Regions from separate parts of the Mus musculus genome. Here all the other regions are linked to region 1. Evidence: chromatin loops called from intact Hi-C (ENCODE). Cell type or tissue: left cerebral cortex. All regions are shown on one strand.

Evidence for each region. Peaks named below come from ENCODE experiments on the same cell type or tissue, not always from the same donor. Only the 100,000 strongest peaks of a DNase experiment are listed, where the experiment ranks them.
Region 2: it touches region 1 in a loop (2.1-fold over the local background); 10 of 42 quality-filtered maps call a loop at or near these places.
Region 3: a loop joins it to region 1, with 15 times the contacts of the local background. A loop is called at or near these places in 10 of 42 quality-filtered maps.
Region 4: it touches region 1 in a loop (4-fold over the local background); 15 of 42 quality-filtered maps call a loop at or near these places.
Region 5: it touches region 1 in a loop (6-fold over the local background); 17 of 42 quality-filtered maps call a loop at or near these places.
Region 6: a loop joins it to region 1, with 10 times the contacts of the local background. A loop is called at or near these places in 18 of 42 quality-filtered maps.
Region 7: it touches region 1 in a loop (2.4-fold over the local background); 2 of 42 quality-filtered maps call a loop at or near these places.

Annotation. Positions count from the first base shown.
Region 1 is chr11:81,632,998-81,636,997 of GRCm38, reverse strand. It overlaps a transcript of Asic2 not described here. Among named protein-coding and RNA genes, the nearest start is that of Gm11418, 48 kb to the right of the region's middle. In left cerebral cortex, a CTCF peak has its summit at 2,103 (motif pointing left); DNase peaks (open chromatin) are centred at 1,683 and 2,039; H3K4me3 peaks cover 425 bases; H3K27ac peaks cover 205 bases.
Region 2 is chr11:81,753,081-81,757,080 of GRCm38, reverse strand. It overlaps a transcript of Asic2 not described here. Among named protein-coding and RNA genes, the nearest start is that of 5530401A14Rik, 110 kb to the left of the region's middle. In left cerebral cortex, no CTCF peak of the experiment used is centred here; no DNase peak of the experiment used is centred here.
Region 3 is chr11:81,762,669-81,766,668 of GRCm38, reverse strand. It overlaps a transcript of Asic2 not described here. Among named protein-coding and RNA genes, the nearest start is that of 5530401A14Rik, 96 kb to the left of the region's middle. In left cerebral cortex, a CTCF peak has its summit at 1,660 (motif pointing right); a DNase peak (open chromatin) is centred at 1,634.
Region 4 is chr11:81,967,555-81,971,554 of GRCm38, reverse strand. Gm11419 (a long non-coding RNA gene) reads right to left here and starts at 3,330. Exons shown (of 6, transcript XR_003949730.1): 1 at 3,200-3,330; 2 at 1-2,762. It also overlaps a transcript of Asic2 not described here. In left cerebral cortex, a CTCF peak has its summit at 2,285 (motif pointing right); DNase peaks (open chromatin) are centred at 1,901, 3,030 and 3,813; H3K4me3 peaks cover 2,037 bases; H3K27ac peaks cover 1,705 bases.
Region 5 is chr11:82,179,804-82,183,803 of GRCm38, reverse strand. It overlaps Ccl1 (chemokine (C-C motif) ligand 1), which reads left to right and starts at 3,992. Exons shown (of 3, transcript NM_011329.3): 1 at 3,992-4,000. In left cerebral cortex, no CTCF peak of the experiment used is centred here; a DNase peak (open chromatin) is centred at 2,061.
Region 6 is chr11:82,172,703-82,176,702 of GRCm38, reverse strand. It overlaps Ccl1 (chemokine (C-C motif) ligand 1), which reads left to right. Exons shown (of 3, transcript NM_011329.3): 3 at 1-37. Among named protein-coding and RNA genes, the nearest start is that of Ccl1, 5.1 kb to the left of the region's middle. In left cerebral cortex, a CTCF peak has its summit at 1,706 (motif pointing right); a DNase peak (open chromatin) is centred at 1,713.
Region 7 is chr11:81,696,618-81,700,617 of GRCm38, reverse strand. It overlaps a transcript of Asic2 not described here. Among named protein-coding and RNA genes, the nearest start is that of Gm11418, 110 kb to the right of the region's middle. In left cerebral cortex, a CTCF peak has its summit at 2,392 (motif pointing right); DNase peaks (open chromatin) are centred at 2,144 and 3,372.

The sequences.
Region 1 (4,000 bases):
AATGGATTGAGTTTCATCAAGGCTGAAAACTCTGCTCAGCGTAAGACCTTGTTAAGTGGACGAAAAGGGTGAGAGCAGATTGTGAGGGAAAGAAATGTCGGCAAAGAGCCTACCAAGTATGTACAGCCAGGATGTCGGGGAAGAGTCCTGCTTGGGGGGGGGGGTGGAAAGAAGGCTAAGAAGCCTGGAGCTGAAAGAGGGCTTCCCCAGAATCTGCTGGGGAGAGGCAGGTGCCTGGAGTGGACAGGCAATGGGGAGACAGGATAGAGTCAAGATTTACCGTGAAGGCACATCCACCATTGGATGGGATACAGGCCGTGAAGAAGAGAGAAGATCTGAGGATAATTCCTGGTGTGGCGCTAAGTTCATGGGAGGCCACTAGGCTGGCGCACGAGACTGGACAGCAAGGGAGGGCAAAACAGGGAACACGCACAGCTGTCGGCCAGGAGGGATGCCAAGACATGAGAGGACCACGTCCCCAGTGTCACTTAGGGTGATTGAAACCCATGCCAACCAGGGCTGAACTCTGTTATTGGGCCTCCTCACAAGCCTGGGTGCTGTGGTTTTCTGTCATATCTTCATTTATCATCTTTATCATTTTTTTAATGCTAGCACAGTTCTTCGGTTAATTAGGCCCAAAGGGAGTCTAGAGCCTCATCCCACTCCCTTCAGCTAAACAGCTACCCTCCCTACCCTCTTTCCCTTCCCACCCTGTCATCCCATGTCCCAGTGTCTGAGACCTCTTCTATGACAATTAAGGAGTCACCTAATTGAAATGGCTTCCATTTTCTTTAGGAACCTTGTTCCCCACTATACTTCTGTAGTCGCCCTCTTTACTCTCTTTGCATGCCTAGAGCGTGCCAAGCCCCGCACTCAGTACCCATTTCACAGATGACTATACTCAGCCTCAGAGAGGTTAAATAACTTGGCTCAAGCCAAGTAGCATGGCAGATTTTACACGTTAAGTTCTGGTCACCTGGTGCGAAGATTCCTCACTGTTAAGGTCTTTCTGCTTACCAGGCCTTTTTTTCTGGCCTGCTCAGAGGATCCCTTGATTCTTGGCTTTGAGGACCAGTTTGTCACCTGTCTCTGACTCTCTGACTCCTGAAAGCTCATGTCTCCTTGGGCCTCCACTAGTTCGGCTGTACCTGCTTATGGAATCCACTAATACTCCAGAATATAAAATAACTTACCCAAGAAACTGATGGAGTATAGATCTGTTCTCAGGCCTCAATGGGTTTAAACCTTATAGGAAAAAAACAAAAATCAAAAACAACCTACCATTTCTCTGCAGCAGCATCTGCCACTCACCCAAGAGTGTGGAGGCTTGCAAGAGACTTGTCCTGATTCCCTTGGTTGCTCTGTGTGCTGGGGATCCTGGCTATACCAAGATGGACATCAATATTTCCCGAGTTAGGGGAGAGTCAGAACACATGTTGTCAGCCTACTGGTAGACCTCCACCAAAGAAGCAGATGTATGGCTCACATAAGCCTCCACCTCAACCGTCACCAGCCACTCTGTAGTGCATGCAACTCATCCCTAGATCTCAGTGTTCACTTTTGATACCAAGGTGATAAGAGTTCAGGCCACACAGAACTATGTGGGATGAGTGAGTGGAATATGAAGGCAAATGAGCAGCACCTGCCGCGCAGGAAAGGGGTGACTTCATAGCTGCTTTCTGACGATGCTGTTACTCCATATAAGCCACCTTGACAGATCATCTGTCACCGCAGGAGGCTGGACTTGATGCACCTGCTTTTCCCCCTCCACCTTCCCAGGGCCTCGGCTCTAGGATCCTGGAGAGAAACCAAGTGTCTCTGCCCTGTCAGTATGAAGCTTTGAGACCACAGACACCACGGAAGGGTTATTCATTCCGAACACGAGACAAAAGCCTGAGCTGGCTTTGTATCTAAGCGAACTGATTAAGCTGCGCGTTAGCTGGGGATAAAGCTTCTTACCGAATAACTAGACATTTGCTGAGCCAGGATGATAAATTCATTCTTAATGCATTGATAATAAAAAGCGATTCCCCTCTATCCCACCGCCCTTTATTTTGAGTTTTCACCGGCTTAGAGGCAGTCTCTGTGTTGAACACCGCCATCTAGAGGACATCTGCAGAATCGCAGCCTGAGCAGAAGCGATTTATTTATTTATTTATTTATTTATTTACTTATTTACTTACTTACTTATTTATTTATTTAAAGGAACATCAGAACTTAACACAATTCATAAGAGGCTCAAAGACACCCTGGGAAGCCAAATGTGTTTACAAAAATGACTGCCAGTAGTTACTTATTACCCTGAGAATGGCATGCTTCTTACTGCATAGCCTCTATACGGCTAGATTGTTCCTCAGACAGCTGTTAGACGGGGTTTGGAGTCCACTCATCTTGGGCTCACTGAAGCATTGTGTGTGTGTGTGTGTGTGTGTGTGTGTACGTGTACACGCGTGTGCATGCGCATGTATGTACTGAGGCACCTACTCTGTGCTAAGTGCCACACTAGAAATTTGGGGCCTAGAGAGCAATGCATAGCCCTAAGTTTAAAATGTCCATACATGAATAAGGAAAAGAAGAACAAGAGCACAATGATTTAAGGAGCGAGGTAAGTCAGAGCAACCTAGATATCCATCCTACGGGAGAGCCCCAGTTTAGTGGGGCTGAGAAGGATGGAGGAAGAGAGAGGCTAGCATCCCACCAGCATTTCCCATCCATCTAGATACCATGCGGGATCTCACTCTGTGAGCTTAGGGCATGTTTCCCATCTCACATGAGGATGTGGAGGCTCAGAGAGGTTGAGCTCCTTGACCAGTGCAGCACAGCCGAAAGGGCAAAAGGCCAGAATTTCACCACAGACCCGTGTGCCTCGCACATGCGTCTTGTAATCCCAGGCTGTCTGCTGAGCGGGAAAACCACGCAGACAAGAAATAGGATCTTGAATTACCTCAGTGGTAAAACGTGTTTATCCCCAGGAGGTGAATCTGATTTTCAGAAATAGTCAAAAATCTTTCTGAGGCAAGTCATCCTGTGGATAATGGGATTTAAGGGGTTTTTTATTTATTTATTTTTAAAATGTGAATCTAAAGCCGGGCATGATGGCGCACGCCTTTAATTCCAGCACTCGGGAGGCATAGGCAGGCAGATTTCTGAGTTCAAGGCCAGCCTGGTCTACAAAGTGAGTTCCTGGACAGACAGGGCTACACAGAGAAACCCTGTCTCAAAAAAAAAAAAAAAAAAAAAAAAAAACAAACAAAAAAAAAAAACAAAAAACAAAAAAAGTGAATCTAAGATATGAAAATTAGGTTTTGGCCAACTCCTGATAAACCAGCTATACTGGCTAGTTTTGTGTCAACTTGACACAGCTGGAGTTACCACAGAGAAAGGAGCTTCAGTTGAGGAAATGCCTCCATGAGATCCAGCTGTAAGGCATTTTCTCAATTAGTGATCAAGGGGAGGAGGTCCCCTTGTGGGTGGAACCATCTCTGGGCTGGTAGTCTTGGTTCTATAAGAAAGCAGGCTGAGCAAGCCAGTGGAAACAAGCCATTAAGTAACATCCCTCCATGGCCTCTGCATCAGCTCCTGCTTCCTGACCTGCTTGAGTTCCAGTCCTGACTTCCTTTGGTGATGAACAGCAATGTGGAAAATGTAAGCTGAATAAACCTTTTTCTCCCCAACTGCTTCTTGGTCATGATGTTTGTGCAGGAATAGAAACCCTGACTAAGACACCAGCCAACAGTTTGTTGTGCTGTTATTGGTGGTAGTGGTTGTGAGGGTGTGTATGTGTGGTTGTTGTTGTTGTTGTCTTGAAACAATCTTGCCATGTATCCTAGGACACTCCTGTCTTGGTCCCCTGAGTGCTGGGGTTACAGGTACGCAGCACCATGTCCCATGCTGAAAGAGCCAGTAAGCAGGGGAGGGTGGCCACCCCAGCAGAGGAGCTGTGGACAAGGACCATGCCCTGTAGGATGTCTCATTCCTGAGTGTGTGTGTGAGAGAGAGA
Region 2 (4,000 bases), 120 kb before region 1:
TATAGTCTGGAGTGGTGAATTACAGAAGCTCAATAAATATGAAAAGCATTGATATCCACAATCACAGCACAAGGTGGTAGTTACTTCTTATTGTGTGTCTGATACATGCCAGGGTTTTATTGATATTGTTATTGGCAGAAAGAACATTGTAAGTGTGGGGAATAAGACTGAGTGTACATTCTGTGGCCCATATAAGACAAAAATCTCCATTCAGTTATTTAGCAACCACAGTAATAACTAAGAAGGAAGGAAGAGGCTTGTGAACACAGCTCATTCAGCGATGTGTTTGTCTTGTGATCATGAAGATCTGAGTTTGATCATCAGAACCCACACACAAAGAGGACACTTATGGTGGAGCACAATTGTAATCTCAGTACTTGAGATGGGAGGAGCCCTGGAGCTAATGAGCAAACTCCAGGCCAGTGAGAGACCCTGCATCAAAATGAAAATGGATGGTATTTCTGAGAAACGACAACTGAAATTGTCCTCTTGCTTGCTATAGGTATGCATAGGCATGCTCATATATGTGTATGGCCACACATGGATACACAGATACACACACAAGTATACACCACACACACACACAGAGAGAGAGAGAGAGAGAGAGAGAGAGAGAGAGAGAGAGGGAGAGAGAGAGAGAGATTGAGAGAGAGTGAGAGAGAGAGAGGTTAAAAACAAGAACTGACCTTTGAGCTTTGTATCATAGGTATAATTTGGTACATCAGGTTTCTGGAAAGGAAGGTTTACCGGTCAGGCAGAGAGACTCAGGAGACTTGTCACAAATTAAAGGGGAAATAACACCTTTTTGATTCCACAATAAGCAGAGTAGCAGGAGGTAAGAACAGAGACAAGCCCTTTGGTGGAAAAGAACCAAAGCTTTAAAAAAAATCATACTTTATCAATCCCAGAGTTGGAATTGCCCAGCCAGACCCAGCCATTTCACCATTCAGCCATTTTTCTTTTTTTTTTTTTAAATATGCTAAAGTTGCCCTATTACCTAAGCAGAATACATTCTGAGAAAATAATGACAACTAACATTTATTGAGAGTTTATTCCATTCCAGGCACCATGCTGCACTTTCTCTCATTCTATCCTCTGAAAATGCTTAAGATGCCAAGCAGCCCTGGCTCCCCACACATCCAAATAAAGGAGCTTAGAAATAGTGAGAATTGGCAGAAATCTACGGGAGAAACCTTTGATTAGGAAAAGTGATAAGCCAGAAATGCCTCTGGAAAGATTGATCAATTAGAATGGGATGGAGGAAGTGCTACCGGTCTCTTTCTGCTCCAACAGGAATGCTTGACTGTCGCTTTCAGGCAGAGCACTCCCAGGATGCAGCAGGGAGATCCAACGGGAAGCAGGGGTGGGTAAGGGGGGATACGTCAGATCTCCCGCCCCTGCTTTTAGTTGAGAAAAGTATGCTCAAGCATTGCTTACAACACTTTTGTATGACATTTCACTAGACTGGAAGGCTCTGTGACTTTAAACTTAGAAAATGATTGGCATGGTGTGGTACCCCACTGTTAAATGTGAATGTTAGCTGGCATGAGTGTACACTGACCTCAAGTACAGATAATAATCTCATCCCACCTGCTAAGAGGGAGCTGCAGTGCTATAGAGGGTGGTATTTGATTTGATTATTATGCTACCTAGGCTTTAATGATGTGACACAGACTAGAGAAACCTAGGAGGCAGGGATCTCAACCAAGGAAATGCTTCCATTGGTTGGCTGGTCTGTGGGGCATTTTCTTGATTGATGATTGATGTGAGAGAACCTGTCTCTCAGATAGTGCTATGCCTAGTCTGATGGCCCTGAGTTATAAATGGAAGCAATCCAAGCAAGCTAGTAAGCAGCCTTTAGGTTCCTGCCTTTAGGTTCCTGCCTTTAGGTTCCTGCCTTGAATTCCAGCCCTGAGTTCCTGCAGTGATGGATTGTGACCTGGGAATTGTAAGGACACAACAAATCCTTTCTTCCCCAAGTAGATTCTGGTTAGTGTTTTATATGTAATCCAGGGTTCATCTGGGATTACAAAGAGAAAAATGGAACCCTTAAAATGGTGAGAACTGGAAAGTGCTGGTCCTCTCTGACTACAAGAGTAAGCTTCACTAACCCACCCCTGGACGTGGACACAAGGGTTGGTCAACTGACCACTAATAGATACACTCAATTCTAGAGCGAAGAGAGGCCCTTAGTCAAAATGCCTTTTCTTTGGGATGATAGAGAAAAACGAATTTGCTTTTTCATTGTCCTTCCAGGGTCTCCTCGGGGATCTTTTTTTGAAGTTGCACAAGAACACAGTCTCACGTGAGAATTAAATTAAAACTTTGGCTATGGCATTCACTGTGCATCTGTCCCAGAGGCTGGGGTGGTTTGACTGGCCCTGTAACCAAAGATGCTACCATGTTCCTGACTCCTGTTCTCCCTTGGTCAGCTTCCCCCAGCTTCCTCAGCTCTCTGCAGTTTTCCCCAGATGCGTTCTATTCCCATAGGTAAGCCTTCTCCATGTGACATGCTGGCCCTCACCCTTGCTAACCTTCATACATTATCTGTGGAGCTCCAGAAGATGTCAGCCTTCTTACTTATGTTCAGAGAGCTAATTATCTCCCCACCTCCAAATTTATTGAGTGCCTCGCCACTTGCCAATTGCTAATTGGGGAGTGATGACCATACCCATCTCCTGCCCTCATAGAGCTTATGGTCTGAGAAAAGAAAACGTCAATTAAAAAAAAACAATTAAATTCACAGTGAAGTTTATGAAGGTGAACAAAGAGGACTCTGTGAGGAAGAAAAGCCAATTTGGGGATAGGACAGTCATGTCAGTTCAATGGGAGGATAAGTTCTCTATGTAGAAATGGCATCTATAGTAGAAATCAGCCATTCATGTCAGACAGGCTAGATTTGCATCTGGCCAACACTGCTTCATGTCAGTGTAATTTCAAGTCAGTGGCTCAACCTCCATGATCCTGATAAGAGCAGCCATCTTGTTAAACTCAGTGTATATAGTGTTGGGCTTACAGTGGTGGTTTAATTAATATGATCTGTTGTTGATTTCGTACCTCTATAATCATACCAGAATATGCTTTCTCTGAGCATATTCTGTCTCCTTGTTATATTTTGCATCCTAATCACCAAGTACATAGTTGACACCACCTACTGCAGTATGGCATACTAAAAATTTTATCTTATCTTTCATGTATATGAGTGTTTTGCCCACATGACTAAGGTTATGTGTCCCTGGAATTGGAGTTATAGACAGTTTTGAGAGGCTGGGAATCGAGCCTCTGTTCTCTGGAAGAATAACCAGCCCTCTTAACTACTGAGCCATCTCTCCAGCTCCTAAACCCCATCCTGGAGTTTGAGTAATAACAACTAACATTTACAAATACTCTTGCTATATGTCGGGAGCTGTTATCAGCATTTCGTGGGTATCGACAACCTAAGCAATCCTATGTCACTGGTCTTATCTCCAGTCACCCCCACTTGTGTGGTAAATAAACTCAGGCCTGGGGAGGTTTGTCGTGTCCTCAGGGTCATATGACCAACAATAGAGGAACCTGGGTTTCTACCCAAGCAGGTGGCTCCTCTAGGGCATTTGCTGTGAGGAGCTTGTTGGAGACATATCTATCCCTCAAGTCTAAGGATGCAGTCTCTGTTGGTTCATGCCCTTATTTGAGCATAGGCTGTAAATGGCAGTTGCTCCTAATGATGCCATAGTCACGTCAATATCATCTTACTGAGTGTGAATCAGTGAAGATGTGAAATAAAGAGAATTAAGTTCTTCACTCTCAGTTATCACTGAAGAGGTTCTTGGGGACTTTGGGTTTAGGACATGTGTGTGAGCACATCAGACCATTTTCGGTCTTGTTCATTCTTCCACTCCCTTTAGACTCCCTCCTCTACCTCTACCAGCTGTGTCCTCTGATCTCACACTACATGGTTCCTCCCTACTTCTGGCGGGCTTTACTCTCTCCCACACACACTTTCCCTCTTATGAAAGGA
Region 3 (4,000 bases), 130 kb before region 1:
CCAGCTCCTCAAATTTATTTCCATATGATTTAATATAGTAAATGTTTGATTTGTGTGCCTATTTTATATACGTATATGCCAGGGGCTGTAGAAAATTCTCTCAGGTAAAAAGGGAACCCAAAATTTTCCCAGGAAAAGGGGACTTAGACTAATACAGGGCAAGCACGCACACTAAAGGCCATGGGCACATGGTGCTGTTGCTATGTGAGTTGCCCAGATGCACAAGTGGGGCACATCAGCTACTCTTCTTACAGCAGCTTAGCAGGCACATGTCCCAGTGTCTTCACCCATAGTCATATCAAGTGACATTTCTTTGTCTAGTCCAGGCCCTGCGATACAGATCTTGTAAGCCCTCTGATGTGACCTGTTACTTACGACTTCAGTGGCTTAGTAAAGGGATGCCAGAGGTTGAGAAGCAAGAGTCAGGTCTGTTCAAGGTCACCCTGTATTAACCCATGGCATAAAGGTCATGGGCTCTTTCTTCTAGTCTCCTGCCATATAGGGGCTAGATGGGGTACATAGGATGGAAGACAGATTGATGAAGAAGAAAGACTTTAGATCTCCTGTCTTCACCCAGGCTGATGAGTCAGAGACAGTTCACCTTTTCTCTTCTTTTGATGATATATCTGGACTGTCAAGTTGGCTACAAATCTCAAGGCTTTTATGTAAGGGATTTTCCAGAATAGATCGAAATAGGAAGACCCACCCTAAGAGTGGATAGCACTGTCCCAAGGGCTCAGATGAAGAAAGAGGGAGAGAGAGAGAGAGAGAGAGAGAGAGAGAGAGAGAGAGAGAGAGAGAAAGAGAGAGAGGAAGGAAGGAAGGAAGGAAGGAAGGAAGGAAGGAAGGAAGGAAGGAAGAAAAGGGTCTAGGCAGCCACACTTGCCTTCTTCTGCTTTATAACTGTGCATACAATGTGACCAGCTGCCTCTACCTCTGTTCCCGTGTACCCTCAGGTCATGAGCCAGAATAAACCCTTCTTCAAGTTGCTTTGGTCAATTGTTTTTTTTTTTTTTTTAATCACAGCAACACTCTGGATCCTGCCTTTTCTCTGTCCTACCTCACACCCCCCTGTTGGCCCCAAGAGTGTTCTTAGGTCTGTTTGGAATGCACCAAGTAAAATGTTTCCAGATTTCCCTTTCCAACTAATGCTAGCCAGGGGTGCATGGGCTCCAAGCCCAACCGCTTCTTACTGTGGAAACGAGAAAGATGGAAGAGGGAATTCCTTCTTCCATGAGTAACTTTCTAGCCCAGCTGTGCGGAGCAGCGGGCAATGCACGTTTACAGAGTGCTGTGAGGCTGAGGTTGGGGGCTTACCCAAACCTCTTCCTTAGTCACCTGTGTGACCTTGAGGTATTATTCAGTACAACCCCTGCCCTCCATTCCCCCAACCATAAAACGAACCACAGAAGAGGTGATGAATAAGGCCTTTTCTAACTGCCCTAGTATATACGTTTCACAGAAATGTGGTCTGTAGATAGATGGACCAGTCAGCCTTGGAAACTGGAAATATTTGCAGGCACAGCCCTCGTATGTCAGCCTGTCATCTGCCAGGGGGTCTGAAGTTTGGAGAGAAATGGGTTCCATTTTCTTTCTTGGCACAGAGCTCTGGCCAGCATCAGAGGTACCACCTTTTTCCATCTCCTGCCAGTAGATGTCTCTGTCTGGAAACTTTGAATCTTTGAATATGTTCCCTAAACAATGGGATTTAGCAACAACAGCAGGGAAACGGAGCCTAATGAGGGAGTAAGGAAACCAGTGGAGCAGAGGGCAGGGATTAATGCCATCATTGTTATCACGAGAAGGACTCATGGAGGTTCCTTGGAAGAGAGTTAATCCCCTCAATCAAGGGCCTGTTCTTACCTTTCTGTCTTTCCCCATGGAGTGCTGTAGCAAGAAGACCTTCCCCAGATGTTGTCAGTCTTTAGAACCAATCAATAGTGCTCTGAGGTCCAGGCAGGGCCTGGTAGCTGGACCAAATGGACTGGAGGTACCTTTGCTGCATGGTCTGTATAGCCTAGCCATGGATACTGAGCAAGCTGCCTGGGCAGAAGCCATGTCATCATCTCAGGAGCTTGGGAGCCACCTGCATGAGAAGAGGGCTCTTCCTGGCTGTGCCATATCCAAACTCTGATTATTCTTTGTGAGGTATCAGTGTATTAAAGAGAATGCATGAGCAATGGAATTCCAGGGCTGAGTTTTATCTTTAACCCTTTGTGTGGATTTAAGGAAATGTAGTTACTAAGGTCAAGTGTCCATTTCCACATATGTATTCACCTCTAGCTCACAGCATTATTTTTATGAGTATGATGATGTAATATTTATAAAACTGCTCTTATATATACAAAGCTTATGATGGCTCCCTTTGGTAGAATGTGGACTATTTTAATGATTTCTCATTGTGTGTGTGTGTTTGTCTGTGGTGTGTTGTGTGTTGTGTGGTGTGTTTTGTGTGTGTGTGTGTGTGTGTGTGTATCTTTTTTCTCCTCTGAGAATGAGGGCGGGATCTCTGCAAGATGAGGGATTTCTAATAGGATGAGTGTTGGTGCTGAACAAGCAAGGCTGGGTCATCCAGCTATAGGTAGGGCTTCTGGAAACCATAGAAGGTTCCAGAATGCAAAATTTTCTGTACTGAAATCAGGAAGGAGAGAGGGGGGGGAGAGGGAGAGGGAGAGGGAGAGGGAGAGGGAGAGGGAGAAGAACAAATGAAGGAAGGAAGGAAGGAAGGAAGGAAGGAAGGAAGGAAGGGAAGAAGGGCGAAAAAGATGTCACTTTTCAAATCAAGAAATCAAAGCTCAGAGTTTGCTTAGGTGTTGAGAGCCAAGCACTAGCAAGAAGAAAAGGGTTGTAATGGAGTTTTACTTTCTCAGCAGGAATGGCAGCCAGGTGAGCCAGAGTCCATTAGCACCTTGCTGTGTCACATTATTCAAGTTTCTGCCCAAGGTGGCTTCTGTGTTCCTACCTGTGAAATGGTGCAAAGTGGCCTTGGGTCCTCAGGAGTTTGTCCTTCAGAACATTAGCAGAACTCCAGCAGCAACAAGGAATCCCAGAATTCCATTCTGTGATTAATTCTCAGCTCTTGGACAATGAAGACATTAAGATGGGGGAGGGGAGTGGGGAGGAGAGGTTGGGAGGCTGACTTCAGGGATCTGGGAGGCAGAGCCTCTGGAGAATATTCACATGGTATCTCTCTGAGGAGAAACTCTTCTGTAATTAGCCTGGCTTGAGCTATCCATCTTGCCCATCTATATGTTGTAAGAGATTTATGCCGTGCCATCAGGACCTATGGCACTGTGTCAATCAATCCCCATCCAAACATCATAGCCCATTTTGCACAATGGTCTCTAAGATAATTAAAAGCAAGTCTTCCTGTCTGAAATACTTCTGTGTTTCCCAAATCAAGCCAGCACAGGGCCTGTGGATATCCCTCTCCACTGAAACCCTTTCACCCCTCCATGCCTCTGTCCCAATCCTACCCCCACCATCTGTCAAGGAATACTTACCTTGCTCCTGGACACTCCATATACCCTTCTCATACAGTTCCTTGGACTGGACTGGACTGACATCCCTGTACTTGATCTCAACTCCTTAACACATATGCACACACACACACACACACACACACACACACACATACACATGCACACACACGCACACACATCTCCTGCAAAAATAAAACTAAGTGCAATGAGCAATATAGTTTTGTCATTTGTTTTATCATTTAGTAGATATCAAATGTCATGCTAGCATCTCTGCTTGCATTGTTCACATTTTGATCTTCATATCCACACATCCAAGGAGACATTGCTCTAAATGTTTTCATACATGAGACTTGCAAAACTTTAAAAACTTATCCCAAGCTTGGCAGCCAGTCGGTAGAAGATTCTGGGCTCTAACTCAGAGCTTTGTGATGTCATGCTCTCAGCCTGCATTCCCTTAGCATCTCTGGGAAAAGCTACTACATGTTGAAGCATAATGAATATGGGGTACTAAGTAGGGA
Region 4 (4,000 bases), 330 kb before region 1:
GTAGCCCTTCTCAGTTTCTTCTGTGAAATGGGTTCAGTGGTGCTCTTGACATATGACAAATCCACAAGAAAGCCCAGCACAGAGTCCAATGACTTGCAATGAAAGCCACAATAAGTACCTTTATCCTCTGGTCTTCCACCCATCCTATAGTGCCTACCCTGTTTGCAAGAGTTAAGGAGACCCTGAGATCATCTTTGGGCCATGCAAAGGAAGCAGAAGAGAAGGCAGCATTATGTTTGACTTTGGCTTCCAGGTATGCAGTACCTGAGGCAAATAAGACCCTGGTGAGCTTTAAATGGTTCCCCAGTCACCTGAAAGAGAATAGCAAACATCGACAAAGCACCTTCTCCCAGCATTGACTGAGAGTGGCTGACTGCTAAGTGTCTAGCTTGTATAAACGCATCATAGCTTTATCTCATTCCTTTGCCATTCCAAAACTCCACTACTGTGGAAGAGGGGATATGAAAGTTCAGAGCCCATTAGGCACTTCCTCCAAGGTCACAGAGCAGAAGGAGGCAGAACAGATGGGGGACACAAACTCCCAGGTCTGCATGAGTATACACCATGTGCCCCGTCGTGCTTGTGACTGCCAATCTGATATGGGGTGAAAGAGGCATGAATGGGCACATATTGGGGTGGGGTGATGAGATCTACTGTAGGGTCTGCACACATGAAAAAATGTGTCTGAACAGAGAGAAACTGACTCCAGGAGAAGAAGAGGGGAGGTGACAGAGCCTAGCACAGGTAATGGTTGGTGGGGAGGGGGCAGAATGTGGCAGGAATTATAGCCATTGTATCCAGCTGGACACAGATGAGATTTGATGAGATCAGAGCTGTTGCACAGAGCTGTGCATCTGCACAGCCTTCGCTTCCCTGAGCTATGAGGTTGATCAATGGTGGGATGTGAATTTTATTCTCCTTGTTTCCCCCAAGCCAACGTAGTATCTGTAGCAGAGTTAAAGGGGAGTTTAATGCTTATTAATTAGACTGATGAGCCAAAGGTTGGTGAAAAGAATCAGGGAGTCTTCCGTATGAGAAGCCTAGATTGTAAGAGCAACAAGGGTTGTCGTCTGACCAAGAGAAAGAAGGCAGGGCATCTATACATGTGAGGAAGTGGTCTCTGTGTGACATATGGAGACATAGCGCAGGGGCAGGGGGGTAGAAACACTTTCCTAAATTTGGGATGGGGAAATTTGGGCCTGCTTTTAAAACCCTGCTTCAGAGGTGGACATACCCAGGATGACGTCTCAGCTCTCACTTCACTGGTCCTGTGATTAGGACACAGCAGTTCATTGTGGCAGGCCTGAGTTTTCTCATCTGTTGGATGGCAATAAAACCAAGAGTATTCACTTCTCGAGGCGACTTGGTTTTGGTCCTCCTGGTTTACAAGCCTATGCCCTGTTGAGACCAGGACTCTGGGTTAGCAAAGGCACAAAGCTCCTCCCATCCAGTCTTGGTCATTTGCCTTCTGTCATGTCTTAACATTCCTGACTGATAAACTACTGAGGTCATGCTCCACACGCATGTCACCTCGGACTGCTTTCTGGGAACTGTCTCAGTGGATCTGGCTTAGCAGGAGGCTGGATGGGTCATAACATCATTGCAGAATGGCCATCAACCTAGAAGAGGATGATCCAAGCCACCCTTTTCTCCACCTTTTTAAGCCTGGCATCCCCTGAAGATGCCAGCTTCGCTCTCCAAGACACTTGCCTCCATGTGGCTCTGTCCCAGCTTGGCCAAGTGGCTCAAGTTGGCTACTCTAACTTTTAATTCCTTTCACTATGATGAGAATTTATCCCTGATGCCAGCCACTTGATCCTTGGCAAGGGGCAGGCAAGCAAGCCACACCTATCAGCCAGCAGGGACCTGACTTACAAGGGATTTTCAGGAAGAGGGAGGTGGAAGACACAGAGAGAGCCCATTCTCTCTCCTACCTACAGCTCCAGCTGTGATTCCATCTGGCAAATCCTGGGACAGAACACACACACACACACACACACACACACACACACACACACACACACCTTGAAAGGAATGGAATTAAACCAGTCCTACAGGGCACCCAGCTGTCTTCCTTTGTTAAACACAAAAAGTCCTGGCAGACATATGGGGGTGGGGGTGGGATACTTGTTGCGCTCTCTCTCTCTCTCTCTCTCTCTCTCTCTCTCTCTCTCTCTCTCTCTCTCTCGGGTTCCTATGGGCACACTGATTTTTCTATCTCTAGAAGGGCTTCTCTCTACTCTGAAGTGTCCCCCTCTAGCCTGCAGAGGGAGACCCGTGGTTTTAAAATTGCTCCCTTCGTTTTCATCATCTCTCCCATAGAGACCCCTCATGGATGTGACCCTGGAGCCCACATTGGTGCAAAACCCCTTGCCAGCATCTCACTGGCCACATGCAGTTAAGTATCCACTTTCCTGCCATCCATGGGGATAGGGGGTTAAGTTCTCCTTCCTCTGGGAGTAGCTCATTACGTGGAGTAGAAGACCCCCAGCAGATTTTTTAAAAAAGGCTAAAAACTTTCTCCATGTCCCCAACCCCTATCGGTCCTGCTCCCCTGCACAAGCCTCTCCTCCTTCTAACAGCCTTGCCAGAGGCAGGCCAGGGAGAAGGGCTCGTTTTGAGCCCAACGGTCTTCCTCTTTCTCCGGAGGCTGGAAGCAAGGAGCCCACAGAAACCCCCGCATCCTTGCTTCTCTCGGAGGCGGAGCGCAGCGTCCTCTCCCTCGGCAACAGCAGCCGCAGCCCGCAATTGGAATTCTGTCCCTAAAGGGAGGCCGGAAAAGAAGAGAAAGGGAGGATGGAGGCGGGCAGCGAGAAGCAGCGGCCAGGGTCCCATACATCCCGGGAAGAAGCTAAGCGTGTTGGCTGCTAGGATGCTGCGCCGCGGCGCCCCACCGCACTGCATCAGCGTGGCTGAGCTGACATCCCCCCATGCTTAACACGGGGCATTATGCGCTGGTTAACAGGATCCGAGCTGCTCAGCGACTTGTTTTAAGCATTTTCTCCCTCGCTCTCGCTTTTAATCTTGTCTCTAGTGGCGTGTGTAGGGGGGAGGACTTTATTTCCATTGGCTAAGCGCTCCCTTCCCACCCACATCCCTTCCACATCACCTTGGTGTCTCCCTAAATAAAACCAGCCCTCCTTATCGCCTGGAAAAAATCAGGAGCTAGAGTTTGAATGGGTTTTATATAAACACTCACCCCTGTCAGCGTGTGGCCAGGCTCTCAGGATAAACTCCCAGTGTCTGGCCTGATGCTTGCCTGGCGATCTCTGCCTTGAATGCCAAGGTTTAAGCAGAATTCAGAGCACTGGGAACTCTTCCCTGAGATCTGATCAACCTGAAGCCAGTTGCAGAACTGCACAGGGTCCCGATGGACCTCAAGGAGAGCCCCAGCGAGGGCAGCCTGCAACCTTCCAGCATCCAGATCTTCGCCAACACCTCTACTCTCCATGGCATCCGCCACATCTTCGTGTATGGGCCGCTGACCATCCGGCGTGTGCTTTGGGCAGTGGCCTTCGTGGGATCTCTGGGCCTGCTGCTGGTGGAGAGCTCGGAGAGAGTATCCTACTATTTCTCATATCAGCATGTTACCAAGGTGGATGAAGTGGTGGCCCAGAGCCTGGTCTTCCCAGCTGTGACCCTCTGCAACCTCAATGGCTTCCGGTTCTCCAGGCTTACCACCAACGACTTGTACCACGCTGGGGAGTTGCTGGCCCTGTTGGATGTCAACTTGCAGATTCCTGACCCGCATCTGGCGGACCCCACCGTGCTGGAGGCCCTCCGACAGAAGGCCAACTTCAAACACTACAAACCGAAGCAGTTCAGCATGCTGGAGTTCCTGCACCGGGTAGGCCATGACCTGAAGGATATGATGCTCTACTGCAAGTTCAAGGGGCAGGAGTGTGGGCATCAAGACTTCACCACAGTGAGTACTTGGCTTTCAGTTTGCTCTTGTGTTCACTCTTCAGTAGAAGTGGTGTGCTGGTGGCCTTCTGTTTGT
Region 5 (4,000 bases), 550 kb before region 1:
TCTCCAGGAGCTCGGGGTGGCACAGCCTGTGCAGAGTTGGTCATGTGAAGCCAGGGGAAGGTTCTGAGCAGGAGAAGCAGAAGGCCTGACATCTGAAGAGAAGGACTTCAGTGAGCAGGGCCGTCACTTCACACTTTGTAAGTGCGGCCAAGACATTTGTACTTTCACCCTGAGCACAGCGGGCTGGCCTTTCAGGCTCAGAAGCACTTGAAAGAACCAGTGATGGTCACTATTGTGACAACCTCTGCCTGCTTCTATTGTAGTGAGAGACACTTCCGTGTCCTTTGTGCTGTAACTAAGCAGTAGACAGGAAAGTCTCCTGTAAAAGAACAAAGCAGCTAAAAAACCACAGGAACAGGAAGTAAAGAAGCCAGGGCTCAGGGCTCAGGATTCTGTGGTGTGTGGGTGCTGGGCATCTTTACTGTGAATAGACATAGGCTTACCTCAGGCAACTGTGTCTGGGGCAGATATCAAGGACCCAGAAGGACACTGTGACCACATCGTTAAAGACACATCATTAAGGACACCTGGGTGTCTGTAGACCAGGCTAGTAGCAAAAGAGACTGGGTAGTAGAGCCCTGTTTGGGAGACAGTGACACATCTTGGTGTCACCCGTGGACCTCTCAGAGCAGTCCCAGATCTGGAGCAAAGGGGACCCAGTTTTAGGGGTGGATCCAGTGACTTCTGCAGCCCTCCCCACCAGGACACCGTCTCTTCTGGAGCCCGTCCTATATTTAAACCACTCCCCAAGATCTACCTCTGCATAATCTGGGAGTCCCCCTGAGATTCACTTGGTTCCCCCTAGTACTTCTCCTGGAGATTCTTTCCTTTCCTCTCAAGCCAGCTCCTATCACAGGGAGCCCTCCCAACAACCCACAATTAGGCTAAGGCTTAGGAAGTTTATTTTGACAGTACTAAAGAGAGTTGTGCTTGGTCCAAGAGGAAACACAGCTCAGAAAGCCTGTATTACCTGTCCAGGATGAAGCGGTAGAACTAGGATCTGATGTGTCTATGTCTGGCTCTAGTCACTGTTCCTCTTCCTCTCCCTGAAGGAATACATAGAGAATTTCACTCTGGAGATGGATCAAGTCATCTCTGCAGCTCTGCCATGCTCAACACATGCCAAGGGGCTGGCCGTGGCCTGCTATGGAAGGACCACCTGACCTGTAACTCAGTAGCAGGTGGTAGACAGGGCTGGGCTGAATGCCTCTGGACAGCATCTTAGGATGACTCCACCCTGGCTGCCAGCCACCTGATCCCCGTCCTCATTCAGTGGTCCCTAGAAAATGAAAGATGAGTGACAAGGGCTCCTAACTACACGCCACAGAAAGAAGGCTTGCTTGTGTGAATGATAACAGTGCGTATCCCGAGGTCACCTCTTGTTTGCCAATCCACGATCATTTCTGCTTGCTCATTTCCACAGAGGCTTTATTGACCTATCACATGGTCCTAGTCCCTGGGCCTCGACAGCCATGTTGGGGTACCCATGTGTAATATGAAGTTGCTGGATGATAAATCCTACTTTTGGTCACTTCTTTCCAGGTGCTGAGAGAGCCCAGGAAGGTAAGGCATAACAAAGTACTAATGAGTTCCTCTTTTCTGTTTGGGAAATACTGTGGTCACAGTGAGGGGGAAGATGGGGAGCTAGTTGTTGAGGGACAGCTCCCAGAACAGGGGAAGAACCAGAAATTTCCAGGGCAGCTATGTGGCCCCTTCTTCACTGCCCGAGTCTAAAGGGTCTATACTTGCATTTGGCCAGTTTTTATATACTCACATCTCCCCTTTCCCAAGACCCCGGGGGTAAAGGACCAGAACACATCAGCCTCCAAAGACAAGGACATAGAGAGGCAGCAATGGGGTAGTAATTTTAATGACTTTGTGGGTGGCAGGAAGCAGTAGGGGTCTGACTGGCATGGGTCCAGCTGTGTAAAGATCATGAGCTGATCTTATTCTTAGATACCCAGGGCTCGAGTCTCTGCCTCCTATGCCACCCCCATTCTCAATATAGCATCAAGCCCAAGACTTCCCTCCTCGTGAAAGTCACCCTCCCACCCTCCATACTGTGGAGATTTTATCTCTTGGTGCTTTGACAATTGCCTGGAGTTTTCTCCTCACAAGTACAGGCACTTGAGTTTTGATTCTGACTCTGAAATGGAGCCAAGATATTCCCAGTTTCGACAAAGCTCCCTCAGGAGTGCCAAGAGTCATCACTGCCAAAGGTCTTGAAAAGCTCATTCAGCTCAGACATGCCACGGTAGCACGGAGCGAGCCTCAGTGGAGAGATGCGGGAAGACAAGGACTTCCGATTGCCATCCAGGCACAGGGGCTTAAAGGAGGCTGAGATTTGCCCGCAGGGGTTGGCAAATGACTTTTATTGGAGGAAGGGTGTTTGAAATGAGCAGATTGGGCACAGAGGGAGTTGGCTGGGAAGGTGGTCAGGTCGATGTTACAGTAAGGATGAGATGGTGGATATAGGAGAGCAAAATGGATGACTGAAGCTTGACTATTTGGGAAGAGTTCTAACTATCTAGTAGTTACACTCAGTTGGCAACAAACACTGAAGGTTTTTCAGTTGCACAGGCTAAGGTCAACATAGGTTAGCATAGCCAACCCACTGTGTATAGGCCCCATGATGCCAATGCCAGAAAGCTTAGCTGCTTTTTCTTGAGGGCCTCCTATGAGCTGCTTATCCCAAGTACTGCCCACTGCATATACTGTTTTTATCTGGCTGCACAACCCCATCTGCATCTACATCCCATGCTCTAGCTTTCTCCATGATGCTGAGTGAAGGGTGTTCCTCTGTACTTGGCTTTTCCAGACTCCTTCCCCTGCCTGACGTGCTGTCTTCACAGCAGCCTGCAGGACATGGTACTTATAGAACACTGTCTGGAAAGGGTCCTCTGAAGTCCCTGGGTGTCCCCAACATTCTCCTGTGCCCCCCACATGACAGATCTGTCTTGAATGAGCCGTTGTTGTGTTGGATGGCTCTCCATGGCTTGTCTATAGGTTGAAGCAAGATGGCTCAGGTCAGGCTTTGCCCCCATTGGCAATTGTCCCAAGGGTAACCAAGCAAGGGTCTGGATCAGAGTAAGCTGTGAAAGGGCTGGGGAACAAAGAAATAAAACTAATAGCAAATGTGTTGGCCAAACGTTAGACAGACAGGATCAACCTGTGGTATGTGTGTGTATGTGTGTGTGTGTGTGTGTGTACATGTATGTAGGTGTGCATACATGTGTCTATGTGCATGTGAACGACTTTGCTTTTTGAGATAAGTTCTCTCCCTGGCCTGGAGGTCTCCAACTAGGCTCAGCGGGCAAACCAGGCAGCTCCAGGGATCAGCCGGTCAGCCTCTCCAGCTCTGGGGTTACAAGATCATTCCACTACCCCTGCTCTGTATGCGGGTTCTGGGAATCAAACTCTGGTCCTCACACTTGTGTAGCAGGTACTTTGCTGACTGAGCCATCTCCCCAGCTCTGCATTTCATTCTTACCACCCGGATTTGAGATGTGTTACTAGTTCCATTTTGTAGGGATGTGCAGCTTAGAGAAGTTTGTGCAATGGCTGATTGGCAGAGCCAGAACCCAGACACAAGCTCCATTTGATGCAGATTGTACCTTCTCTGCTCTGTCCTTCTCCAAGGCCTGTAGCTGCTTTGAATGGAATGATGTGGGTTAGACAAGCTGTGTACGGGCCACTTCCTCTCTCTCTCTCACCTTTTTTGACTTTCCACTCAGCCAGGACAGCTCCCACGTATTTTGTCAAGAACGTAAAGATTGGTATCTGCTTCTGCACTTGGGGAAGTTCCCAAGGCCACTAGGCACCCAAACATACCTCGAATACGCCCCCCTCCTCCCAGGAGAGGTGAGAAAAGGAGTTTTCCATGTGGCCATTGGGTATGAGTTCCTTTTCCCTGGGACTCCCACCTCTTCTCCATGGTCTGGGAAAGCACCCCGGGCCTTCTGATAAAAGCTCAGTACAGGGTGAGGCAGGAGAGAGTTCT
Region 6 (4,000 bases), 540 kb before region 1:
AAGCTATGTTATGGTTCTTTATCTGTTTAAAATATGGAATCTTCAACTCCCGCTGCCTCTGTTTCTTGGACTCCATGACGATTTCAGAATTCAGACTTGATTGGCACTGGGGTGGGAACACGGGCTGGAAAGTTGAGCTGGTGCTGTGGGAACCACTGTATAGGATAAGTTTTGATCCCGGCTGTGCAATGGTCTTTAGTAGCCAAAGGAGCCACTGTAGAATAACCAACTGTCCCAGAGCAGGGTTCACATTGAGATGAGAGCCCTTCTTCTTGCCTGCCCTGCCCAAAGTACTTGGGAGTGGCAATGCTAGCCTATTGTTAGCTGGAAGGGATCTTTGTGTTCATTTGCCTGTAAGATGTTGCCAACCTTGTTTTATAAATGAAGTAAGTGATCGGGGTTGGAGAAGGACACAGAATGTTAGGGCCAAAGAGCCAGGCCAGGGGAAGGCATGAAAAGGCTTAGAGGTGTGTAGCAGACCCAGGAAAGAGCCTTTGGGCATAAGTGGGAGGCTCTAGGGAAAGGAGTAGCAGATGGCAGAAGCCTGGTATGAAGCAAGGATCGTAAGCCAGAGAAGTAGGCATTAGAGGCACTGTTCTGGGCACTCACAAGAGCCCAAGCCAGCCAACAGTTAGACTCTGAAGATCATTTTCCTTCCTCCATATTCCACGACCCTCCTGACCCTCTAATGGCCAAGAGCTATCCCTGAAGAAAATGCAGTTTCTGCAAACCACCAGGGGTCCTCCTATTGTGCCCATCCTCCTATTTGCCTGCTTCGAAATCTCACCCTCATAATGTAGGCCAATCCCTGGGACACAGTGTCCTTCTACCTTTCCTGCAGGGACACAGTTCAACCCTGCAAGCTGGATAGAAACCTACTCAGGTTACAAAGGGCAGGCAGGGCCTGGGGTTCATGTGGTCAAGAACCAACTTTCTTTAGACTTTGCTTAAAAAAAAAAATCAGGGCTGGGAGGCTTGTAGAGATGGTTTAGTGGTTAAGAGCACCACATGCTCTTCCAGAGGACTCAGGTTCGATTCCCAGCATTCACATGGCAGCTCACAACTGTCTGTAACTCCAGTTCCAGAGGATCCAACACCATCACACAGGCATATGCAGGCAAAACACCAGTGCACATGAAAGAAAAATAAATAAATAAAATCAGTGGAGCTGAGGGTGCAATTTGATGGCTGAACATTTGTTCAGCATGCACAAACCACAATGTTGAAAGTCCAGCACCATAAAGACACAATAAAAATAGATTATTAGTATTCAAAATACAACCCAAACCACTGAGAATTCAAATGCAGTATCACCGAAGGCATGATGTGTTTTGTATGAAAAACAGTCAAGTTATTCCAGAGTGTAGATGGTAAGGCTGAGAGGAGAGCAAAATTGCTACCTTGAATAGTCTTGCAGGCTCTAAGTATGAGCAGTAGAGCGAAGGTCCTGGAGGGTGAGGCTTTGGTCCGGGTGTGGCACGGTGTCTGGGACCTTTGCCTGAGGTAGGCACAGAGCTCACCGGCTAAAGAGCATTGGATGCTGCTGATGGTGGAGAGCTGCAATTAGAAGACCCCTGGAACCGGTTCACTCACTCTTTCTCTCTGCCTGGCTCACCAACGTGGTGTGTGGGAAAGGGGGACCTCTAGAGGCAGCTGTTTCTCTGCTGTGTGACTCAGCAAAAATCTACCTGGTAGCTGATGAATGCCAGGATGTGAAGAGACTGCAGCCACTAGAGGGCAGGGCACTTGTGGGAAGTTGCCAAGCCTCTCCTGGGCACTTCTGTACTACAAGAATGTGGAGACTTTGACATTATCTCCCCAGCCTCAGGCTCCAGGCCATCTGGCATCTATGTTCTGAGGCAAAGCTTACACAGGACAGTGTATTAGTAAGGGTTCCCTAGAGTCACAGAACTTATGGAATGTCTATATATTAAGGAAATTTATTGTAATGGCTTACAGTCTGCAGTCTAACTAACCAAACAATGGGCAGCTGTGAGGAAAGTCCAAGAATCTAGTTGCTCAGTTCTACAATCCTAGTAGTTTCAGCTGGTCTTCTGTATAAGCTGGGATCCTGAAGAAGTAGGTTCCAACAGATGTGCTGGCAAGTAAGTGGAAACAGGCAAAGAAGAGTCTTCCTTCTTCCATTGTCCTTAGGTAGGCCTCCAGCAGAAGGTATGGCCCAGATTCAAGGTGTGCACCATCAAGCTTGGATTTGGGACTTGTTCTGTCCTGGGCTGGCCTTGAACTCACAGGTCTGCTTGCCTTAGTCTCCTGTGATTAGAGGTTTATACTACCTTGACTGGGCTTAAGTTTTTCATGACCACTATACCTCAAGATCTGGATCAAAAGCTTGTGTCACCCCATGTCAAGATCCAGGTCAGAATCCCATGTCTTCCAGTCTCAAGATCTGGATCACATGTGTGCCCTCCATTTCTGGACTGTAGTTCACTCCAGATGTAGTCAAGTTGACAACCAGGAAGAGCCATCACAGTGAGTAAGGCTTTTCTACCCACGTGGTTTTCTACTCATGTGACTATCTGTGTGACAGTTTCCTGGGAAGAGGTGGTGTTGCTGAGCTGACAGCTCTTCAGCTCTGAAGAGCTATCTTCCTGCTGACATAAAGCAGGAATTACTCATATTTAGGATCTGGCTACAGAACCAAGACCACCAAAAAAGGCTTTAAGGGCATGAAGAACTTCTCGACATGGTTATAGCAGTGGGCATCCACAGGGTAAGGCATAGCAGTACAGAATCATCTGAAACATCCATGAGTCTGGAACTTCTGCCCTAGGCCCCAGGTGTGGCGAGGTCTGTTGGCATGTGTCTTGAGATCACAGACTTTTCTCTTGGTCGTGTGATGGGGACACATCCTTGGCACCTGGCAGAGACCAATGCATAGCCAGTGGACAGGGCCTGGTATGGCCCTAGATCTGCAGTGCATCACAGAAGTGGCTCTAGGTTTGCAGCTGGCAGCTTAGGTATCAGTCTTGCTATAGGCCTGCAGCTGGCCAAGAAAGTTCCTTCTGTCTCCAACTCAACTTCAGCTTACCAATTGTGGAATAAGATGTTCAAGGCTCTGGAGAGTCTTGTTATTCTAAGAGGCTTGGAAGTAGGGCCGCTGGCTTAAGAATTCCTGGCAAAAGAGAGGGACAAAAGGCAAGAGAGGTCATGGAGGAGAAAGATGGGCTGGCTTCCTCAGCCTGAGTCACTCCTGGGATACAAATGGTAGCAATGGTGGCTGTAGTTGAACAGCCAGCACAAAAGAGCTTTAGAGGCCCCAAACCATTCTGTCTCGGTTAACCTTATTCTCTCTTCCTGTGCTGGCCTGTTTATCTAGGAGAAGTGCACACAGGGAACAGTGTAAAGATTTTCTCTCAGGTTTAGTCATGACCAAATTGTAAGGTAGAGGTCCCCACGTTCAGTGAGACCAGAAAATGCAAGAGGGAAGCCATGTTGTGCAGCACAGGCCACTGATGCCTCATTATCTCATGAGTGCCCAGAGGGGATAGAGAACAGGACAGTGTCTCATGAGCTTACTGTAGGTAGCCAGCAAGCTAAAGACTGATTTGTGCCTGCTTTCTCCAATCTGAGAAAGAAAACCATAAAAGAAGGCTTTGCCCTAGTTATGTATTTGGTTCTGAGGAGGCATATGTCTTAATCATCATGTCTATTTGATGAATGAGAAAATGGAGGTATAGAGAGGTTCAATAGTGTGCCCAAAGCCCCAAGGAAAGGGGGCAGTGAAGGCAGAAGGCTAAGCCAGTCAGCGTTGATGTAAACACTTCTGTGTAGCCATCGGAGGCTTTTGCCAAGCACAGTTCTGTGTGAAAGTCCAGTGCTTGAACTGATCGGGTCAGGTTCTGATGGCAGGGGCTTTGCACACCACTCATCACATGCCACATCGTGGTCTATGCGTTTCTGCTCCTCTGATCAAGGCAGACATATTCCCTAGTTTGGGGACTATCAGTACGTGAGGCTCTGATGGGGGAGAGAGAGGGTC
Region 7 (4,000 bases), 64 kb before region 1:
CCGTTTCCTTAGCTGTAGAATCAGGCCAATGTGCCCCTGTCACAGGATGGAATAGGTAATATGGAATAGAAGATATCCATCCATGTTGCTTTTCTCTTTCACTTCCCCTTCCTAGGTTTTCTGACTTTGCTCAGAGGAGCCCCTGAGAACTGAGGGTCTGGTCTGCTACTGTGTGTGCTCTGGTCTGGAGTCTCTCTGCCATCTAGCACCTCCTCCAGTTTCTCACTCTCACCTGCCAGCTGCTGCCAGGAATGCCTTGGGGAGCCAACAGTTAGGAGTTGCTTGGGATCTGAAATGCTGACAGTATAATTTCTGCTCTTTTATAATATCACAAGTCAAATCAGCTCCACAGACTGTTCTGTAAATATCCAGATAAAAGGATCAGAGTGCCCCAAGAGTGTCAGAGCCCCTAAAGCTAGGCTCACTTGAAGTAGGGAGGGGACAGTGTTTCCAAACCCCTTCTCTGTAGCTTCTGGGTCATACTTCCTCCCTCACCTCAACTGACAGCCCCACCTCTCCTGAGTAGTGTTTAGCCTTAAGAGATTGGAGAAAGAGAGGGGGGAGGGGAGGGGGAGGGAGGAGGGAGGGAGCCTCGGCAGTTTAGCCTGTGAGAGGGGAAGGGAAGCCTCTTTCCCATAAGCCTACTCACCATGTAGGCAGAATCACTGTTAGTGACTTGGTGAGGGATGACAACCCTCAAGACTTCCTGGGACTCTGTTCCTTCCCGTAAGGTGCACCTGATTGTCTTTCAGAAGGGCCCCCAGGCCCTAAGTGAATCCCTTCTCCAGCTGAATAGATTTCTGGCCACGGTCGCATGGCTTCTGCTTCAGTGCAGCAATTTGTCCGAGAGCACTGCTGCCCACCCAAGTGGAAAGAACCAGGGTTCTGAAGTCAGACCCTAGGGATGCTGACCTTCCCACTGCAGTCCATTGGACAGGGTTCTGAAGTCAGTACCTAGGGATGCTGACCTGCCCACTGCAGTCCATTGGGCAGGAGATGCCAAGCAAGTCTCTGCCTCTCCAAGTATGCTTCCTGTGCATATGCCTCACATGGTGCCTGTAGCAAACCAAGCTCCTGTTTTCTCCCATACTTTTGTATTTACAAGTTCTCCTGTCGGACAAGCTTCCCACGTTCACCACCACCACCACACTCCCCTTTCCCTCCAATGCCTGCTGTGCCTCCTTCCTCTGTGAAGCCTCCCCAGGATCCCTGACACTGGACACTGTTCCCCATGCTTTGCAGAGTGAGAACATGTACCAGGGCCTTGTCATCTGCTCTTTTGCCTCATCCCCTAGGGCTGCCTTTGATACCAGGGACACCCAAGTGTCCTCTCTGGTACACGGAAATGCTCAAGGAGTGTGAGTGATATGAATGTAAACAGGCTCTCACCTACCCCTGCAAGCTTAGGGCACGGTGATGTGCTAGATACTGCCAATCATAGAGGGAAGACTGCTCCCAAGGAACAGGATTAATATGTAACTAGCAGTGAGCACAAAGATGTAGGAACAGAGCAGGAAATAGAGTTTAGTCAGGGTGGAGTAGTAAGGATGTCTGTAAGACCTACCTTTCTTTTACTAGAATGGTATAGCCTTGAAGCGGGGAGCAGGCTGCAGTGCTGAGGTAGGCAGAGGAGGCACAGTTGCTCTCCCCATTTTGTAGATGAAAAGACCGAGGCTCAGGGACAGCATGTGAATATTTCCAGAATGCCTGGCAATGAGAGAACCCGAAGCTAATAGACACTGTCTCATTTGCTCTATTAGATGTTTCCCAGGGGTCTCTGTCTCTGGGAGAAGATGCAGATTGGGCACTGGGGATGTTTTAAGTCCTTCAGATGCCTGGATCTGGATGCACCTTGATGGCTTTCCCGGGAGAAGCCCAACTTTGCTGAGACCCATAGAAAGATTTGTAGACTCACCTGAGATGAAAACTGCAAACTGGGAAGAGATAATACCCTTAGGATTGAACAACTGTGCTGCCCTCATTCTCCGGCCTTTGCTCTGGAGAACCAGGTCCTAGGAAAGTAGCTGTGGATGCAAGAGGTTGCCACCAGCAATCTGTCTGCTCACAGGTGTGGGATGTGCAAAGAATCCTCAGTGTTACTGTGTGTGGGCGACACACATGTGTGTTTAACAGCAAACACCCCACACTGAAGGGAGTCGGATTGGAAATGCCAGTTAAGCTGACGGAAAAATATTCATTATGGTGGAGTGGCATGGTACACATCTTTAGTTTACCTGCCGAATTTAGAACAAGCTCATTCATCCTTTCCCCTCCCACACTTTGTACATGAGTGAGATTCAACAGAACTAAACAAACTGCCAAGGGCTTGGCAATCAGAGCTATTAATGAGGTACCATACCCTGGAAAGGGAAGATAGCTCACCCTGTTCATCCCTAGCAGAACCAGGAGGTGGAGCTAGTGGACAGTGACCACTGGTGGACCTGGACTTGTGTTTTAATGGAGCTCAGGGACTGGGCCTAAGACTAGTATTGCCTGTTACCATGTTGGTTTTCTCCTGTAGATTGCACCTGGGGAGAGTTGGCTCCCAGAGTCTACACCCTGTCTGGCCTGCAAAAGATGTCACAGAGGAGACAGTTTCTGAAAAGCTCATGCTCCCTGAGACAGGGTGTGGATGAAGGGTATTGTGTGTTCATCTCCACTTAGTGATTTTGTCTCTCTCTCCAGGGTTCTCTCCCTTTAAACATGCCTGCTTTAGGGGTCTTAGACAGCATATCTGTCATGCAGAAAACCATATTGACAGTTGATCTCTGTGTGACTTCTCTTGAGTTCTCCCACTCCAAAAGACAAGAAAGTCCACAAGGAAGAAGTTGATTCCAGCTCACAAGAACTTGGAGGAGATCAGGCATGGCTTGAGGCAATGAGCTGATGAGATACCACTCAGATATGGCCAGATTTGTTATTCAGATAGCCACGGACAGTTCATCAGAGTTACCAACTCTTTGTCACAACAACTGAAGAAATATCTACCTAGTTTTACTTTATATGCCAGGTATATGAGGCCATCTGAATCGTATGTATAGATTGCAGAGCAGAAATGAAGGACGCAGAGTCACAGGCACTTAATGTCTGACCTCCCCTTTATTCTGTAAGGACTCTGGAGGACATCAATAACATTTCTCAGCTTAGAAAACTAAGACTAAACACTCTGAGTCATATAGTGCTTTGCTGGCAGACCTACTGTGTGCTGCCTAATGCTCTGTTCTTCCCACAGACTATATTTATATTATCTCATTCATTCAGGGCTCATTTTCCCATATCTACTGCATATCTTGAAGCTCAATGCCACACTACAGCTGTATGCTTCACTCAACCAAGCGTACACATTCTGGTAGTTTTAGTTGTGAAGCAAAATGATAGGGTGTCATCTGTTTCCATCCTGGCACAAATGATAAATTTGAAGAGATGTTTCCAGGAGAGGAAAAATGATCTCACTGTTGGCTAAGATGAAAGCTAGCTGAACATCAGTAAAGATAACTGGGTGTCATTCAAATGAGACAACTGAATACCAGTGACATCGCACTTACTTGACTTTTAAGACATGTATCCTAAGGCTGAATCCCTTCATCTCCTAACTCTAGGTTCTCCCATGCCCTATTTGTGTTTTAAAGTTATTAAAAATTTAGACTTTAGAGTTTAGTATGCATCTGAGTCACAGGTTCACTGCATGGAAACCACATGGCTTTAGCCCAGTTATTTACCATCCACACGCACCTGTTTCCTAACCTGTGAAACAATATTGCTAAAAGATAGGAATTTTGAAATTACTCGAAAGGATAAAATAATTTATGAAATTCTGTTATGAAAATATCTAGCACAGTGGCAAATAGCAAATAAATCTCAGTTACTTAAAATCTGATATAGTCATCAAACACAAATAATAGCATAATGCCTTTCTTTGATATCTAGATAATTCCTTCAGTGAGATCAGGTTATCTGTCTCTCCCTTTGGTGGCTTACAGAGCTGAGGGTCAATTGTTAT